Linked DNA regions of Homo sapiens: all the other regions are linked to region 3. A link is an interaction called in ENCODE POLR2A ChIA-PET data of the cell type or tissue named here. Cell type or tissue: HepG2. All regions are shown on one strand.

Region 1 (2,500 bases), 540 kb after region 3:
TTTATGTGGCTTCGGAATTCCTGGGAGCTGCTCCTGCTCCCTGCCTCTGTCCCCACCAGTGCTGACAGTCCCTTTGCCCTCCAGGAGACCCTCAGACCAAGCCCGGCCCTTCCTTAGCAGGGAAGCCCCGGGCTCCAACAGACAGCCATGTGGGGAGCTTCAGGGAACGCAGCCGACGCTCCTGCGGCAGAGAAGGTCCTTGTGGCCCACAAGAAGCCAGCGTGAGTCGGGTGTGGCCGTGCCCTTCCTGTGGGCTGTGTGGGGCCCGGCCTTGCTGTGTGGCCCTGAGGGGTCTCCTGGTCCATCCCATGGGTGCCCCAGGGCCCTTCCCAGCAGATGCCTTCAGTTCTGAGGTTTGCCAGTTCTCTGGGTCTCACCCTAAGACTCAACACCTGGGCAGAAAAACAGACTTTTTTTCCATGGTGGCAGGGCCCAATGGGAGGAGGGGAATCTGGCAAGTGGGGGTCTCCACAGCCCTCTTTTGAGTGGTCTTTGTTCCTTTACCGTGGTCGCTGGAAGCACAGGGGCTCCATCCAGCTACGGGAGGTGGACAGAGACAGAGGCCACACCCCAACAGTGTCATTTCTGCAACGTCTCTCCAGCAGGTGGCTGAGGACAGCATGAGCGAAGAGGGCTTGGAATCGGGGCTGGATTTTGCTGAGAGCCCCGTGGAGGAGTCCCAGGAAACCGAGAGCTGGCGATCGGGGGAGCAGAGGTGTGGGGCTGAGCTCCCTGGAGCAGGGGTGGAGCGTGAGGCACGGAGACGGGTTCAGCCGGTACCCCCTGTCCCCCTGCTGTGGGGACCCTCACTCTCTCCTGGCACACCTGTGCTGCCGGGGCACAGCCCTGCACCCACCCTGAGCCCTCCTGGGTCTGACCCACTTTTGGAAATAAAAATGTCACCCATGAATCAGCCCAAGGTCAGCAGAGCGGCTTCGAACCCCCTGGGAGTGGCAGCCCCACCCCCCTCTCTGCCACCTGATCCAGTGGGATTGAGACTGGATGCCCCCAAAGACAAGCCCTCGGGGAGCCCTTGCCCTCAGGGTCACTCAGGTGGTGGCAGAGGACTGGCTGGGATGTTTTTCGAGTGTGAGCTGTGGACTGAGCCTGGTGGGGTCCCTGACAGTGGGCCCTGGGGAAGAGGCCAGGAGGACCAGGATCCCCACAGGGTTCTCCACGAATGTGCTTGCAGGACGGAGGCCTGTCAGCAGGAGGTCCCCGGCATCTCCTCCACCTGGCTGGAGGCTGCCCAGGCCGCTGCCTCCCCAGGTAATGCCCCAGCCCCCAGCCCCTCCTTCAGCCATCGAGTCCCCACTAAGGGTCCCCCAAGCCATTTCTACATCAGAGCCAGCTTCTCCCCACAATACGCAGCCCCTGCCTTCCCCACTGCCTAGCTGGGGGGCTCTGCCCACGCACCTCCCCATCACAGGGTTGCCAGGGGAGGTGAGTGACGGTCAGGGATCCTCTGTCTGGATCCACCCACATCCCTAATGAAAATAAAACAAGGCAGAGCCAACCAGTCAGTCCTTGAACCACAGCTGTGGTGCTATGAGGCCGGGTGCCCGAGGCTCGGCAAGGCCCCTGGACATGACTCATTGCGTGTGGGTGGGGGTGGGCGTGGTGAACCCCTGGGTTGGAATCACAAGGGTCGAACACGCTGGCACCCTCGACGCTTTTCCTGCCTCTGTTCAGGGTGTTTCTCTGTTCTGACCTCCTGGCTTTGGGGGTCGTGGGATATGCATGGGGTCCAGGGTGCAGAGGGTGACCACTGTTGATTGCCCCCTCTCTTAGCAGCTCCTGTGGTCCCTGAGGAGGCGGCGCCCCCAATCCTGCACCAGGGCAGTCCCCTTCTCCCCACCACCTCCTCCTGCGGTCCAGGCTCTGAGTCTGCTTCTGGAACCTGCTGGGGGCCTTCGGAAGAAGCCACGGTGTCATCCCACACCTCCCCAGCAGGCTCTGTGAGCAGCCTGTCCTGTCCCTCTCTCTGGGAGTTCCAGAAAGCAGCGGCTACCCTGATCCAGCTTTCTGGGAGCTCCAGCTCTCTTCCCAGCTTGGAAGCTGAAGACTCCCCAGACGAAGGTTTCAGCTGGCCTGGAGAGCTCTCTGCCCGACACTCCTCGGGGGAAGCTGGCCTGCCTTTGTCCTGGCGGTCAAACCAGGGTGAGCCTCGGCCAGGCAGTGCTCCTGGGGGTGGAGGATGGGTGACCTGGCAGAGGCCCCAGGGCCGCAGGGCCGGCCCCCTGCGTGGCTCCTCCTTGGACACGGCCATGGCAGAAGTTTCAGCGCCGGAGCAAAGCCCAAAGGCAGGCTGGCTACTGCCTTTCCCAGACATCCCCTCTCCAAGGTCAGGGTCAGAGCTGTCAGAGGCCTCCAGCAAAGTTTGGGAGGAGGACTGCGAGGAGGACCTGCCAGAACCCTGTACCGGGGCCAAGCCAGCCTCGGGGAGCTCCCTGCCTGCAGGTGGCTCACTGGGCCTTGGAAGCGGCGTGGAGCCCCAGGT
Region 2 (2,500 bases), 220 kb before region 3:
GGCACAGCTGGTGCCTGGGTCAAGCTGAGGCGGCATCTCTCTGCCTGGCCTTGCCTTCTAGGGCTGGGGTGCCTCGGCTTCTGGGCTGAGTCTGGGCTGAGGCTGGGCTGGCCTGGGCTGGGGCTGGAGCGGCCTGGCTACTCTCCCTTCATACTCCTTCAGGCTCTTGCACTCACTCTGCTAACCAGCTGGCCAGAGGTCAGAGGTCACTGCCCAGAGGGGGTCCTTTGTCCTCCCCTGGGCTCTGTAGGCAGTGCCACACCTGAAACGTTTTCGGGGGGAGAGTGCCAGGGCATGTGGGCCTGCACTGGCTGAAAGGAAAGGAATGCTCTGGGAGTTATGGCAGAAGGGGTGGTGAGTGGCTCTTTGACCTCTGACCTGCTGGAGTCATTCGCCCCAGAACGCTTGGCCTGTAGCCCAGCTGGGGCCAGGGCTCTGTGCCGCCTTCTCCCTAACGCTGCTTCTCCTTCCTGACTTTCTCTAAATTTCTCCTCTCGGCCTCTGTCTCCCTCCCCTTCTGGATTCCTCTCTCTCTCTCTCCCCTTTCACCCCCGACCCTGCCCTCTCCCGTGGGTCTGCCAGCCTTCTACACAGCGGCGCCCCTGACGTCTGCCGGCATCCTGCCTGTCATGCAATCGCTGTGCCCGGACGGCCAGCGAGACGAGTTCGGCTTCCTGCAGTACGCCAACTCCACGTGAGTGCCCACCCGCCCCTCGGAGCACCCACCCCTCCCCAGCCCATCCAGTGAGTGACATCCGCCATGGTGCAGGGTCACGCAGCTGCTTGAGCGCCTGGACCGCGTGGTGGAGGAAGGCAACCTGTTTGACCCAGCGCGGCCCAGCCTGGGCTCAGAGCTCGAGGCCCTACGCCAGCATCTGGAGGCCCTCAGTGCGGGCCCGGGCACCTCGGGGAGCCACCTGGACAGATCCACAGGTGTGCCCTGTGCAGGGAAGTTGGGGGGCAGGGCTGCGGGCAAAGCTCTGCTGTCACTGGGCTGAAGCCCACATCCACTCTGGGCCCCTCCACCTGCACTGAGTTCCCAGCCACGCACAGGCTGCAGTGGCAGAGCTGTGGTGTTGGGCTCGGCTCCGAGCGCATGTGGGGGCACCTTGCCAAGGTGCAGCGGCCTCTCAGCCTCGCCTTCCTGCCTGTCCAGTGTCTTCCTTCTCTCTGGACTCGGTGGCCAGAAACCCGCAGGAGCTCTGGCGTTTCCTGACGCAAAACTTGTCGCTGCCCAATAGCACGGCCCAAGCACTCTTGGCCGCCCGTGTGGACCCGCCCGAGGTAAGGCAGGGACAGCTCCCAGCCCTGGCCACTCCCTTCTGCCCCAGCCACGCCCCCTGGTTGCTGAGCCATCCTCAGGATGCTCAGCCTGAGTCACGCCCAGACCGTCTGAACCTTGCCCCCACCATCTGAGCCACGCCCCCACTCTCTGAGCCATGCCCCCACCATCTGAGCCACGCCCCCACACCTACATCGGAGCCACGCCCCCACCATCTGAGCCACGCCCCCACTCTCTGAGCCACGCCCCCACCATCTAAGCCACGCCCCCACACGTCCATCGGAGCCACGCCCCCACCATCTGAGCCACGCCCCCCACACCCCATCTGAGCCATTCCCCCACACCTCCTAGGTCTACCACCTGCTCTTTGGTCCCTCATCTGCCCTGGATTCACAGTCTGGCCTCCACAAGGGTCAGGAGCCCTGGAGCCGCCTAGGGGGCAATCCCCTGTTCCGGATGGAGGTGAGGGCATCCATGTGTGGGATGGGCCTGGAGTGCTGCCTGCCTCTGGGGGTGCTTCTGCTCCGTGGGTGAGGAAAGGGCCCCTTTGGTGACTTGGAGCTCCTCCTGGGAGAGGGGGAGGGTCCCAGGGGTCTATGGCAGGCATGAGGGGTAGAGGCATGTCGTGGGACCCAGGCAGCCCCAGAGCCAGCCAGTGGGTGGGGCAGGGTGAGGCCTGAGGCCCTAGTGGTTGGGGACAAAGTCCTTGCCGTGGCTCCACGGACCCCTGTGCCCATCCCAGGAGCTGCTGCTGGCTCCTGCCCTCCTGGAGCAGCTCACCTGCACGCCGGGCTCGGGGGAGCTGGGCCGGATCCTCACTGTGCCTGAGAGTCAGAAGGGAGCCCTGCAGGGCTACCGGGATGCTGTCTGCAGTGGGCAGGCTGCTGCGCGTGCCAGGCGCTTCTCTGGGCTGTCTGCTGAGCTCCGGAACCAGCTGGACGTGGCCAAGGTCTCCCAGCAGGTGAGGCCCTGCCTGCCCACTGCCCGCTGCGCTGCTTGCTGCCTGAGTTGAAGGAGGGGCTGGGACCGCTTGGAGAGCTCAGGGCTCCTGGGCCCAGGCTGTGCGTGGGATGCTGCCTGTGGGTGGGTATCCAATGGCACCATGGCTGGTGCCCCACTCCTGCTCACCATCCCAGCTCCTGTCCTGGGCTCCCGTTACCCAGGCTGCAGACTCCCTCCCAGCACCCCTAGCTTGTGTCTCCCTGCTGCTGTCTCCCT
Region 3 (2,500 bases):
CGGTGCTGAGAGCCACCTGGGCTGGGACCACAGCAGGAAAAGAGCTGCGATGCAGCCTCCGTCCACCACTCCTCCTAAACTGCACTTCCATGCTGTCACCTTCCCGAAGCATGGCTCTCCAGAGCTCCCCTTTGCCCAGTCTTAGGGTGAGGGTGTTTCCAGCTGGCTCCCCGCCCCATCCACAGGTTGCTCCTCTTAGCACCTCCTGTGCTCTCCCTATCTACAGCCCATCTGGAGTAGGTTCTGCTTTGTGGCAGCCCGAGGGGCGGTGCTCAGCCTCCCATGAAGGGGGTCTTCCCTCACAATCGGACTGCTGGCTGCCTTTGGCCTCGTCTGCAGGGAGCAGGGCGGGTGGGCTGGCTGGGACGGCAGCAAGCCCTGCTTACAGGCCCAGCGGACCCTCAAAGGTGCAAGGACTTTCTGAGGGTGCAGGACCTGTCTGACTCTCAGAGGCCCAGGCAATGAGAAAATGACAGGCAAGATACAAACAATACCAAATCATTTAATACGTGCAAGAAAGTCCGAAGAATTCTGATATACCCCACGATATGCTTTTTTGGAATAGCCAAAAATGAAGTTTAAAAAAACGTTTTCCACATGCCTCGGCGTCCTGCGTAGCCGGTGGTCAGGCAGAGCTCCCTCTCCCTGGCGGGTGCGGGGCGGCTCCGCCCCAGGACGCTCCCGCCCCTCCCAGATCCCAGCCCCTGACCCCCGCCCTTCCCGGGCCGCTGGGCTCACTGTCTTCAGATAATCCAGCAGGTCCAAATACAGCAGGTGGATGTTCTGGCTGGTGATGATCTTGATCATTGTCTTCTCGATGTTGTTCTCCAGCTGGCGGATGATCTGGGGCGGACCGAGGGCGCAGTGAGAGGGCGTGGGGACCGGCCGCCCGGAGGGTGTCGGGGCTGGGTTTTCTCCGGAGAGGGTCGTGCTCTCTTAGCCCCGCCCCTCCCGTGAGCCCTCCCCAGGGGACCCGCAAGTCCCGCCCCCCGGTGGCCCCGCCCCTCCCGTGAGTCTTGCCCCAGTGGACTCCGCCCCGCCCTCCCAGCCCCGCCTCTCCACCTGCAGCAGCCGCAGCTCCTCCTTGCTGGCGTCGGGCTGGCTCCGCAGGCTGTCCAGCTCCAGCTGCATGCTCTCCAGCTTCTGCCCGCGCCGCCGCACCAGGTGGATCAGTAGGTTGTGCATGTTCACGCGGTCGAAGACGTACTTGCGCAGCTTCTCCCGCACCACCTGGGTCGGGAAGGGCACCGCCCACTCGTGGTTGCGTAGGGGGCCGCCATGGAGCCCGCCAGCAGGCGGGCGGGTGGAGGCTCGTGGCAACCCCACAGGGAACCTGGGGCTGGGCACCTGCTCCGTCCCTCGTCGGCTCCGCAACATCTAGTGGGGGGGTGCTGGCAGGGGTGGGGAGGGTTGGGTCTCGAGGCCCCTCCTGCCTGGTTACCTCCATGGTGCTGCGGCAGTGCGCCAGTCGCAAAGGCAAGTTTTTCCCGCAGGCCTTGGAGATGGTCCACTGGTCATACTGCGGAGCGGCGGCGGCTGAGCTAGAGCGGGCCCTTTGCGCACCCGCAGCCGCTGGCTCCTCCAGGCATTCTCCCCAGGGCCTCTTGTATCCCACGCTAGCCCAGTAGCGAGATCCCTGCTTCCACGAGGAGCAGAGAGCCGCGGGACCCCATCCTGGCCATCCAAGTTCGGAGGCGACGTGGTAGGGGGGTATGCAGAGGAGGGCCTGGGTGTCCCCTAGCTGGCCGGAGAGCCAGAGGGGGCCCCTGCTGCAGGATGTGGGCTCACAGATGCCAAGCCCTCGGGTTGGGTGGTGGGAAACCTGCCCACCGGATGCTGGGGTGACTGGAGCCCAGGGCACAGGTCCTAGCAGAGCCCCTCCTCACATGCCCCCTGGATCCAGAAAGATTGGGGTGGGGGTGGAGAGGAGGTGCCCGCCCTCCGAGTGTGTGTGTACTCAGCTCCTGCCCTGCTCGCCAGGCAGAGGGGAGGGGCGGCGTTTGTGTACCTTCTTGGCCAAAGCCCAGTCCTGGGCCCCGCGGCGGATGTTGCTGCGCAGGAGGGCCAGCGTGGCCTTGTTCTGGTCCATATTCTCTTTCACCCCTTGGATCTGGAGTGCCCGACACTGCTCTGTGGGCAGGTGGAGGGGACACAGTGGCTAGGATTGGGCCAAGGGCCTGGCCTGGAATCCCCTGGGGGAGGCTTGCATCAGGGAGGCCCCAGGCCCCAGGGTCCAGGGGGATGCCCCCTCCATGGCCAAGATCCCTCCTCCCGCCCTGTCCTGGGGGACACCGCTCCACTGCCCAGCAGCAGCTGTCTGAAGGGCTCTCAGTGGACAGGTGCGGGGAGGTGGACAGGTGGGGAGGGTGAGGCAAAGGAGAGGGATGGCAGGGTCCTGTGGTCCCGTCCAGATTTGCTGCCCATGGAAGCAGGTGGGTGTTTTCCTGTCCATTCTGGCTTTGGGGCCCGTGTTGCTCTTATGCTCACGTCTCCTTGAAGC

What was found. ChIA-PET counts read pairs that join two places held together with the same protein. Peaks named below come from ENCODE experiments on the same cell type or tissue, not always from the same donor. Only the 100,000 strongest peaks of a DNase experiment are listed, where the experiment ranks them.
Region 1: POLR2A ChIA-PET joins it to region 3 with 5 read pairs; 1 of 35 experiments calls an interaction of 5 or more read pairs at or near these places.
Region 2: POLR2A ChIA-PET joins it to region 3 with 7 read pairs; 9 of 35 experiments call an interaction of 5 or more read pairs at or near these places.

The regions. Positions count from the first base shown.
Region 1 is chr9:136,254,426-136,256,925 of GRCh38, reverse strand. CCDC187 (coiled-coil domain containing 187) reads left to right here. Exons shown (of 26, transcript NM_001378188.1): 23 at 85-221; 24 at 603-715; 25 at 1,193-1,269; 26 at 1,792-2,500. Among named protein-coding and RNA genes, the nearest start is that of QSOX2, 9.9 kb to the right of the region's middle. In HepG2, CTCF peaks have their summits at 606 (motif pointing right) and 2,442 (motif pointing right); a DNase peak (open chromatin) is centred at 1,555; H3K4me3 peaks cover 711 bases; H3K27me3 peaks cover 2,316 bases.
Region 2 is chr9:137,021,135-137,023,634 of GRCh38, reverse strand. It overlaps ABCA2 (ATP binding cassette subfamily A member 2), which reads left to right. Exons shown (of 49, transcript NM_001606.5): 4 at 583-694; 5 at 770-933; 6 at 1,157-1,284; 7 at 1,634-1,744; 8 at 2,025-2,243. Among named protein-coding and RNA genes, the nearest start is that of LINC02908, 5.1 kb to the left of the region's middle. RefSeq lists an enhancer at 463-1,042. In HepG2, no CTCF peak of the experiment used is centred here; DNase peaks (open chromatin) are centred at 1,364 and 1,664.
Region 3 is chr9:136,798,732-136,801,231 of GRCh38, reverse strand. CCDC183 (coiled-coil domain containing 183) reads right to left here. Exons shown (of 14, transcript NM_001039374.5): 2 at 2,009-2,130; 3 at 1,442-1,519; 4 at 1,063-1,230; 5 at 739-843. Among named protein-coding and RNA genes, the nearest start is that of CCDC183, 3.6 kb to the right of the region's middle. RefSeq lists enhancers at 1-303, 988-1,691 and silencers at 687-896, 907-1,066, 1,075-1,251. In HepG2, no CTCF peak of the experiment used is centred here; DNase peaks (open chromatin) are centred at 1,101 and 1,931; H3K4me3 peaks cover 2,387 bases.